Regions from separate parts of the Homo sapiens genome. Here region 1 is linked to region 2. Evidence: read pairs that join two places in POLR2A ChIA-PET (ENCODE). Cell type or tissue: CD4-positive, alpha-beta T cell. All regions are shown on one strand.

Region 1 (5,000 bases), 320 kb before region 2:
GGTAGATCTACTTTTAGTTCTATAAGGAATCTCCACACTGTTTTCCATAGTGGTTGTATGAGTTTACATTCCCACCAATGGTGTAAAAGTGTTCCCTTTTCACCACATCCACACCAACATCTATTATTGTTTGATTTTTTATTATGACCATTCTTGCAGGAGTGAGGTGGTATCACATTGTGGTTTTGATTTGCATTTCCCTGATAATTAGGGATGTTGAGCATTTTTCCATATGCTTGTTGGTATTTGTTTTTTTTTTTTTTTTTTCATTATTATACTTTAAGTTTTAGGGTACATGTGCACAATGTGCAGGTTAGTTACATATGTATACATGTGCCATGCTGGTGTGCTGCACCCATTAACCCGTCATTTAGCATTAGGTATATCTCCTAATGCTATCCCTCCCCAATTCCCCCCACCCCGCTTGTTGGTATTTGTATATCTTCATTTGAGAATTCTCTGTTCATGTCCTTAGCCCACTTTTTGATGAGATTTTTTTTTTCTTGCTGATTCGTTTGAGTTCTTTGTAGATTCTGGATATTAGTTGGATGTATAGATTGTGAAGATTTTCTCCCATTCTGTGGGTTGTCTGTTAACTCTGCTAATTATTTCTTTTGCTTTGCAGAAGCTTTTTAGTTTAATTAAGTCCCATCTATTTATCTTTGTTTTTGTTGCATTTGCTTTTGGGTTCTTGGTCATGAAGTCTTTGCCTAAGCCAATGTGTAGGAGGGTTTTTCCAATATTATCTTCTAGAATCTTTATGGTTTCAGGTCTTAGATTTAAGTATTTGATCGATTTTGAGTTGAATTTTGTATAAGGGGAGAGAGAAGGATTCAGTTTCATTCTTCTACATGCAACTTGCCAATTATCCTAGGACCATTTGTTGAATAGGGTGTCCTTTCCCCATTTTATGTTTTTGTTTGGTTTGTCAAAGATCAGTTGGCTGTAAGTGTTTGGCTTTATTTCTGGGTTATCTATTCTGTTCCATTTGTCTACGTGACTATTTTTATACCAGTACCATGTTGTTTTGGTGACTATGGCCTTACAGTATAGTTTGAAGTCTGATAATGTAATGCCTCCAGATTTGTTCTTTTTACTTAGTCTTGCTTTGGCTATGTGAGCTCTTTTTTGGTGCCATATGAATTTTAGGATTGTTTTTTCTAGTTCTGTGAAGAATGATGGTGGTATTTTGATGGGAATTGCATTGAATTTGTAGATTGTTTTTGGGAGTATGGTCATTTTCACAATATTGATTCTACCCATTCATGAGCATGGGATGTGTTTCCATTTGTTTGTGTCATCTATGATTTTCTTTCAGCAATGTTTTGTAGTTTTCCTTGTAGAGTTCCTAGTTATTTTAAAGTCTGTGTTCGGTCTTTCAGCATTTAAAGTTTGTAGGTTTATTACTATTTCTCTTCTTTCTGTTGGTCATAACTCTTAGTGTTTTGTTTCCTTGTGTGCCTGGTTACATATGTGCTGGTCATTGTATTTGAAAATTATGTGTGAAATAATTTGAGGTTTTGGATTATGTATATTCCTCCAGAAAGAATTTCATTTGCTTCTGTGCATTTCTTAGGAACATTACAAGTCCTTCTTCTCAGTTAATTTTCGTAGTATCTTTATCAGATAGGTGCTATTACAACCACTCACTTAGCAGATGAAAATCATGAGGCTCTGAGAGTCTAAGTCATCTACTTAGAATTGGACAATGGTGAAGCCAGGATTCAAACCCACATCAATAAGAATCCAGCGCTCTTAACAAGGGGCCAGTACACTTTTTTAAAAAATAAAAGGCTAGATAGTAAATATTTTAGACTTTGTGGACTGCACAGCCTCTGTTGCAACTACTCAACCCTGCCTTTGTAGCATGAATGCAGTCATAAACTATACATAAATGAATGAGCCTGGATTCGTTCCAAGGAAACTTTATAAAAACAGGTGGCAGGCTGGATTTGGCCCATGAGAAGTGTAGTTTACACAAAAGTTGAGCAAACCAATTTTTTTCTGATTGTTTTTCCTCTTCTCAGTGTAAGAAGAAGCTTGGGAAGCTGCCACCTCAGTATGCCCTGGAGCTCCTGACGGTCTATGCTTGGGAGCGAGGGAGCATGAAAACACATTTCAACACAGCCCAGGGATTTCGGACGGTCTTGGAATTAGTCATAAACTACCAGCAACTCTGCATCTACTGGACAAAGTATTATGACTTTAAAAACCCCATTATTGAAAAGTACCTGAGAAGGCAGCTCACGAAACCCAGGTATGCTATCCCCACATGGCTTAGCTCCCCTATGTAAATGAACACCTGGATACAGGTACAGTGCCTTGGAAATGGAGGAGGTGGGAGGGCTCCCCACTTAGTGAGAATCTCCTGTTGCCCATCATTGTACTGGGCATTTTACTACTGCCATCTGTTTTAAACACCTACCTCCAACCCTGTGAGGCAGGCACTATGCCAATTATTTTACAGGTGAGTAAACTGAGGTTCTGAGAGGTAAGGAGCTTGTCCAACCCTTAACAGAAAATGAGTAAAATAGCTGCAGTTTGAACTGAAATAAGAACAGCAGCAACAACAATGATAGTAATTGCTCCCAGGTATTGAAAGCTTGTTGTAAGACTAACACATGCTAATATAATAGTAAAAATTATTAGCAATATTACTGATATGTATGTTATGTTCTAGTCGCTGTGCTGAGCATTTCATATAACTGGGCTTTTTCTATCCTCACAGCATAGCCTTTGAGATAGGTATGTGGAACTATTCCCATTTTACAGATAAGAATCCTGAGGCTTAGAGAGTTCAAGTGACCTACCCAAGGGCACATCACTGATAAAGGGCAGAGGTGGGATTCAAACCCACATCTGTCAGGTGCAAGTGCAAGGCTCCTTCTCCTCATGCTCACTGCCTGCTGGGGAATAGGGCACTGGGGACATACCCCAGGGAGCCCTTCCTCATGTTCTGAGTCCCAGTTCATCCCATGCTGCTATTTTGCTCTCCCAGGAGCATCTGGACTCCCTAGACAGAGCCCCAGCTTCTCACCTGTCCCTCTCTAAATGCTGCTCTGCAGGCCTGTGATCCTGGACCCGGCGGACCCTACAGGAAACTTGGGTGGTGGAGACCCAAAGGGTTGGAGGCAGCTGGCACAAGAGGCTGAGGCCTGGCTGAATTACCCATGCTTTAAGAATTGGGATGGGTCCCCAGTGAGCTCCTGGATTCTGCTGGTGAGACCTCCTGCTTCCTCCCTGCCATTCATCCCTGCCCCTCTCCATGAAGCTTGAGACATATAGCTGGAGACCATTCTTTCCAAAGAACTTACCTCTTGCCAAAGGCCATTTATATTCATATAGTGACAGGCTGTGCTCCATATTTTACAGTCATTTTGGTCACAATCGAGGGTTTCTGGAATTTTCACATCCCTTGTCCAGAATTCATTCCCCTAAGAGTAATAATAAATAATCTCTAACACCATTTATTGACTGTCTGCTTCGGGCTCAGGTTCTGTCCTAAGCCCTTTAATATGCACTCTCTCATTAAATAGTCACAACAATCCCATGAGGCATTTTTAAAAATTTTTTATTATTTTAGATTCAGAGGGCACATGTGCCATTTGTTACACAGCTATATTGTGTAATGGTGGGGTTTGGGCCTCTATTGATCCTGTCGCCCAAATAGTGAACAGAGTACCCAAAAAGAATTTTTTCAACCTTTGCCTTTCTCCCTTCCTCCTCCCTGTTGGAGTCCCTAGTGTCTATTGTTCCCATCTTTAGCAGATGTTAAGTATTTGATTTTCTGTTTCTGGGTTAATTCACTTCGGATAATGGCCTCCAGCTGCAACCATGATTTCATTCTTTCTTATGGCTGCATAATACTCCATGGTGTAGATATACCACACTTTCTTTATCCAGTTCACACTGATGGGCACTTAAGTTGATTCCATGACTTTGCTATTGTGAATCGTACTGCGATAAACATACGAGTGCCGGTGTCTTTTGATAGAATGATTTCTTTACCTTTGGGTAGATACCGAGTAGTGGGATTGCTGGGTTGAATGGACATTCTACTTTTAGTTATTTGAAAAGTCCCATGAGGCATGTTTTCTATCATTCCCATCTTACAGATGAGACAAAGGCTCAGAGAGGTGAGGTCACTTGCTCAAGGACATCAGCTAACAAGTGGTGGAAATGGAATTCAAGCTCAGTGGACTCTAAAGCCAGTGCTCATGTCACTGTGCTAAACAGCCTGCCTTGTCACATCCCCACCTCTCATCTGACCAATGGGAGACTCTGAGCAGCTGAGTGACTTGGGTTGTCACACAGCTAAACAGGGGCAAAGGACCCAGTCTTGGATCTTTCCACCTCCAAGCAGGAATCTGTCTGATTCCAGGGGATTGATGATGTTGCAGATGGCTAGGAAGCAGACTCCAGGATGGAATTTAGTATGCAGGATGTTCTGGGGGAGAGCCACTGGAACCAGCACTCAGGGAAAGGGGGGAAGAAAGGATAGGAAGGAAGCATGAAAGAGAATAGGGAGAAGTGAACAGGGATGCAGAGCGAATGCCAGTTTCAGCCAACTCCAAGGACAGCCCTGGAGCTGGAATGGCCTTTAGAGCTGCCCCATGGTGACAGAGGTGGCCAGGCTTCTATACCCCTACGTGGATCACTCACTGTGCTTGGGCACCTTGGGAAAGGGCATGGCTTTGAGCAAAAGGCTCTCTGCAGCTGAGGCAACCCCTAAAAGGGCTGACGGCTGAAGTCTGTCTGCTGACCACTGTCCCAGCAGCTGGGGCTTGTTAGTCCTTCCTCAAAGGGGGATCCAGATGGCATGTCACAGTGTCTACCGTAAATGCTCACTGAATCCAGCTGCAATGCAGGAAGACTCCCTGATGTGATCATGTGTCTCACCCTTTCAGGCTGAAAGCAACAGTGCAGACGATGAGACCGACGATCCCAGGAGGTATCAGAAATATGGTTACATTGGAACACATGAGTACCCTCATTTCTCT
Region 2 (5,000 bases):
GGCTCCCAAATGGTTACCTTTTTGCTGTGTCCCCACGTGATTGTCCCTGAGTCTGTGTGTCTGTCCTCTTCTGATAAAGACACCAGTCCTATTGGATTAGAGCTCATCCATATGACCTTGTTTTATCTTAGTCACCTTTAAAGGCCCTTTCTCCAAACACAGTCACATTCTTTCACCATGTTGGCCAGGCTGATCTCAAATTCCTGACCTCGAGTGATCTATCCGCCTTGGCCTCCTGAAGCGCTGGGATTACAGGCATGAGCCACCATGCCTGGCCCATCCATTTGTCTTTGTATCACATAGCTCAGTGCCCACAATATGCAGGTACTCAACAAATAGTGGTCAGAATCAACGTACTTGGATTTCTGGGGCCTCGCAGCCCATGGGAGTGGCAGTGTAAGGGCCCGAGTTAGAGGTGGGCAGCCTCCCTCCTGCCGCCTCTCCTCACCATTGCTTTGAGTCCCATTGCTCTCAGCACAGCTGAGTGTCCTGGTGGCTGCCATCACTGACCTTTGTCTTTGGTTGCTGTAAACCTTTGAAGTACTAAGGAGTTGGCAGAATGCAGATGCAGGCCATCCGCGGAGTTGGCAACGACATGAGCATGGGCTACTGGGAACGAAGCAAGCTTTCTAAGGCTGAGTCACCATCAAGCCTGGCCTTTGTTTTGGCCCAGCAGCCGCTGAGGCCTTCTCAGCACTGTACCTCCACGCTCCATGTCTGGTTGGGCACCCCTAACAAAACACCATGGACTGGTGGCTTAAATGACAGAAATCTAATTTCTCACAGGTCTGGAGGCTGGAAGTCCAAGACCAAGGTGTCAGCAGGTTTGGTTTCTTGCGAAGCCTCTTTCCTTGGCTCGCAAATGGTTATCTTCTTGCTGTGTCCCCACATGATTGTCCCTGAGTCTGTGTGTCTGTCCTCTTCAGATAAGGACACCAGTCCTATTGGATTAGGGCTCATCCATATGACCTTGTTTTACCTTAATCACCTTTAAAGGCCCTTTCTCCAAAGACAGTCACATTCTGAGCTACTGGGGGTTAGGACTTCAGCCTATGAATTTGAGGGGGACACAGTTCAGGCCATCACACTCCTACCCATTCTTCAGAGGCAGGGACTGAGGAATCTGGCTGTGCTGCCTGTGACCTTTAACCCTATGTGAGGGCCTTATCCCTGCAGGAAACTGGAGGGTTTGGGTTTTTCTCCTTATATGGGCAATTGTGGATTTAATCCAAGACTCAGACATCTTTGGGCTCTAAGTGCGGCTGCTGCAGTGCTAATGAATGACTCACAGGCAGCATGGTGTCAGGTTGATAAAGGAGGCAGGTATGAGCAGAGGTATTTAAAGCCTGGAAACTAGGAATAACCTTGAAAACAGTCAGCGGGGCCACTGTTAGAGCAGTGTAGAGACAGACCACAGTCCACACCGCGTGACAGGCGGTGGTCTCACCCACCACATTCAGGGAATCAGGACGAGTCTGAATGTAGTGGGCAGTCCAAGGAATTTCCCAGGGTAACTCTGGTCACACTCAGCTCTGCCTTCTCCCTGCCTTTAAAGCCAGCTGCTGCCTAAGATGGGCTGGACCATGTGCCTTTTCTGAGTGAAGGAAGGATTGGGCTCGCGGGGGCTGGCTGAGGTCTGAGCAGGATGCTCCGTCTCTGCTTTGGTGCCGGGTTGTTTATGGTTTTCAGGTGACAGGTCCTGCAGCTAAGGCCCAAGGTCACAGCGCAGAGAGCTGACCTCTCCCTCCTTCACGCCGATGCCTGGCACATCATCTGGAGTTCCCTAGGACACAGTGCAGCCTCAGCAATGTGGAGGATCCCTGCCCCCTGGCAGGGGCCCCCATGTGGCACCCTGGTCCCCTTTTCAGGGTCTTCATGCAGCCAGGGCGAGTTGGCACCAGGCTCAGTCAAGGTGGGCCAGAGCTGTTGGCCGCAGGGCCGCCGTAGCCAGGAGGAGTTGGGAGAGATCCTCGCCGGCTGGCACCAGAGAAGAATACACCCCGAGGTGTGCGCTCCATCACTGATGTCTGTGCCGTGGCTCTGCCTCTGACCAGATGGCCCCAGCATACTTGCCAAAGAGTGAAGAAGCCCAAGGGGCTTGCACAGCTTTTGTCACTTGTGATACCATGGTGAGTGGAGTGGTTGAGCTGAGTATAGTGCTTAGCTGCTCTAAGCCTCAGCCTGCTCATCTGTAGAATGTGACCATGATGGCATCTACCAGTAGAGTCGTCATGGGGGATTGAGTGAGAGCATGTGTGTGATCACATGGTCAGTGCTCAGCCGGTCATAGGCATTATTATCATGGCAGAAACTGGGCTTCCTTGGAATATCCTCCATGAGCAGAGGTCCTGAACCCAGGCCACGATTCAGATCCTTCTTGCCTCACTCCTGGCACAGCAGGTGGCCCCTGCCAAGCTGGGACGCCTCCGTGTAGCAGCTGGAGACCAAGCAGCAATTAGATTTTCACAGGCTCCCACCGAGCTTGGGCATTTGGCTCCGCTGGAGTCATTCCCCTGGCTTTTTCAGGGCCTCACCAAGGCAGAGCGTCGGGTGTCACCAGACCAGCAGTGGTGCCAATTAAAATGAGTAAGCATCCAGCATGCTGGGCGAGAGCCTTGCAGCCGAGCCTTGGAGCTTTCACTTCCTCAGCCCTCCACATCTTCATGGGGGGGATCCTGTCTGTTGCCTCAGGCCCCCTGCCATGAGATGCCATCTCTTCCCGTCCCCCTTTCCCGCACACAAGACGCTGCCGCTCTAAATGGCAGTCGTGGCAGCTGGGTGCAGGCTGAAGCACCTGCCACTCTCCTCCCCACTCGCCTGGGGGAGGGCTGAGTTCACGTTTCCTCTGAGAGCGCTTCATGAGCCAGAACCGTGAACTTCTCAGCTTCCCCATCGGGGAGGCAATATGGGAGGGCTTGGATGGCTCACAGCAGCGTGCCGCTGGGGGCATCAGGTTGCAGTGCCCTCTGCGGGGAGGTTTCAAATGACAGCAAGGTAGCCCAGGAACAAACCTGGAGTGACGTCAATCTTGAGACAGCCCCCACGCCGCCTTCCTGCTCCAGGAGCCCTGGGTGGCTCTCCATTCTTGCCCTTGGCTAGAGTGAATCCTCTGGTTCGGACATCCTCTGACTGTCACCCTTCTCCCCGCAGTCAGGTATGCCTGGGGAGAGGATGTGCCTGGGTCAGGGTATGTGCAGTCATAATCATGGCCTGTGGGTGTTGAGCCCTCGCCGTGTGTCAGGCGGTATCCAAAGCACTTTTGTGCTGCTATCATTTGGTCCTCCCTCCCAGCAGATTTGGGGGGCCGTTACTTTCAATATCATCTCAAAGAAGAGGAAACGGAGGCTCTCAGAGGTTGAAACTTATCCAAGGTCACAAAGACACTTTGACTTCCTTTGAACCCATGTCTAGTGACTCCAGAACCAGTCTCTTACCTAGTATGCCCCCCTCCGTGAGGTAGAGCTCTGTGGAAGAGGTAGCATTTTAGGCTGAATTTCTTTGTTTCCCAAAAGGAAGTTGGTTTCTATCTTTATCCTTTTTTTAAATTAAACTTTTATTTCCTCCAAGGCAATTATTCTAAATGGAGTTCCATACCTAGAGCTCCCTTTCATATTGTAAAAATAGCACAACTGATGGCGTTTCATGGTGAAGCTGTGTTGGATCATCCCAGAGAAGCTCCGAGACAGGGCAAGTGAACACCAGACCACAAAGGACAGCTACAGTGTCACCATCTGTGGAAACTAGGCTTTTCCCCCATGCACGCCTTTTCCTGATTCTTCCTCTGCATAGAGACATTTGGCTACTTTTTCCATCATGGTGGTTAGAACAAGAAAATTTGGGCGGAAAATGGGAGTTCTCAGGAGCCAAGATTTGGGCCTGGGAAAGGAAGGATGAAGAGGAGCAGTTTGGAGCGGGGCATGAGGTTAGACTCTCAAGGCCAGGTGGGCTTGCTGAGGGCAGTGATCCTCTGAGGTTGTTGACTCCCAGTGGCAGGTGACCCCTTATCAGGACTTGCCTGGTAGAAGTCCCTGGACTGAGCCAGATAACTAAATTGGGACCATTGGTGCTTGTGTTGCCTTTTGTACCGGGTACCCTTTACGCCTTGTTTGCTTTTTGTTGGAGATATTTATCTCCTTGTAAAAAGTGCAGTTCTTTCCCTACCCCAGTCATGAGGCTCTGGCTCAGAGGAGGTACAAGATTGTAGCAAAAAATTTGAGAGCTGGGCCACCCTGGGGCCTGCCGGACCAGGGGCATACTGGGGCCAGTGTGCACTCTCTGAAGGGACAACTGTGATTTATTCTGGCTAATCATTGTCGTGTAGGATCACAGGCTGATTGCTAGCACATTTGCCAGTTTTTCAAAAGAAATTAGAACCTATATTTTTAATCAAAAGTCTTTTGATTTGTAAATAGTGGCAACCAATTCATATATGTCTTCAATGTATAGTGAAATCTGGTCAGTAGGCTGCCCCTGCTCTCTCTGACGTAGAACATACCGATTCACCCTTTGTTTTCTGTTCAGAGCAGACTACTTCAAATTAAGGAAAAGAGTACAAAACCAACAACAAACTCTCCATGGCCCTTGAGGTTATCTTCCTCTTCCAGTGGCTTCCAGTGGGAATCAGAACAGGTCAGGCAGTCTCCTCTTTGCCACTAAATGCTTTGCCCAAAGAAAGACCAGATTTCATTTGGCTTTGGGATCAAAGCTGGGGCTGGAGGGTGGAGGTGTCAAGCCAGGCCAGGCAAAGGGAGATTTGAAGCCAGAGCAGGTGGGCGCATCTCCCAGGAAACCCTGCATCATTCTTTCCTGGTGATTCTTTCCTTCTTTGTTATGGTTCACATGAGTCTATGGAGTGCTCATTCTACATTCTCCGTTCTTATCTTCATCCTATGCAACTTTAGACCGCTACTGTTTTTTAAAAGTGATTTGATTTGGGCTGTAACCTTTTTTTATTGTTGTTAGCTTTGACTTTGAAATGTGTAATAAAGATTCAAGTGAGC

What was found. ChIA-PET counts read pairs that join two places held together with the same protein. Peaks named below come from ENCODE experiments on the same cell type or tissue, not always from the same donor. Only the 100,000 strongest peaks of a DNase experiment are listed, where the experiment ranks them.
Region 1: POLR2A ChIA-PET joins it to region 2 with 5 read pairs; 2 of 35 experiments call an interaction of 5 or more read pairs at or near these places.

Annotation. Positions count from the first base shown.
Region 1 is chr12:112,914,482-112,919,481 of GRCh38, forward strand. OAS1 (2'-5'-oligoadenylate synthetase 1) reads left to right here. Exons shown (of 6, transcript NM_016816.4): 4 at 2,028-2,257; 5 at 3,066-3,219; 6 at 4,908-5,000. Among named protein-coding and RNA genes, the nearest start is that of OAS1, 10 kb to the left of the region's middle. In CD4-positive, alpha-beta T cell, no CTCF peak of the experiment used is centred here; no DNase peak of the experiment used is centred here.
Region 2 is chr12:113,230,479-113,235,478 of GRCh38, forward strand. All of the region lies in intron 2 of TPCN1 (two pore segment channel 1), which reads left to right. Among named protein-coding and RNA genes, the nearest start is that of TPCN1, 12 kb to the left of the region's middle. RefSeq lists enhancers at 1,010-1,560, 2,629-2,738, 2,759-2,898, 2,821-2,990 and a cis regulatory region at 2,906. In CD4-positive, alpha-beta T cell, a CTCF peak has its summit at 3,031; a DNase peak (open chromatin) is centred at 2,933; H3K4me3 peaks cover 827 bases; H3K27ac peaks cover 440 bases.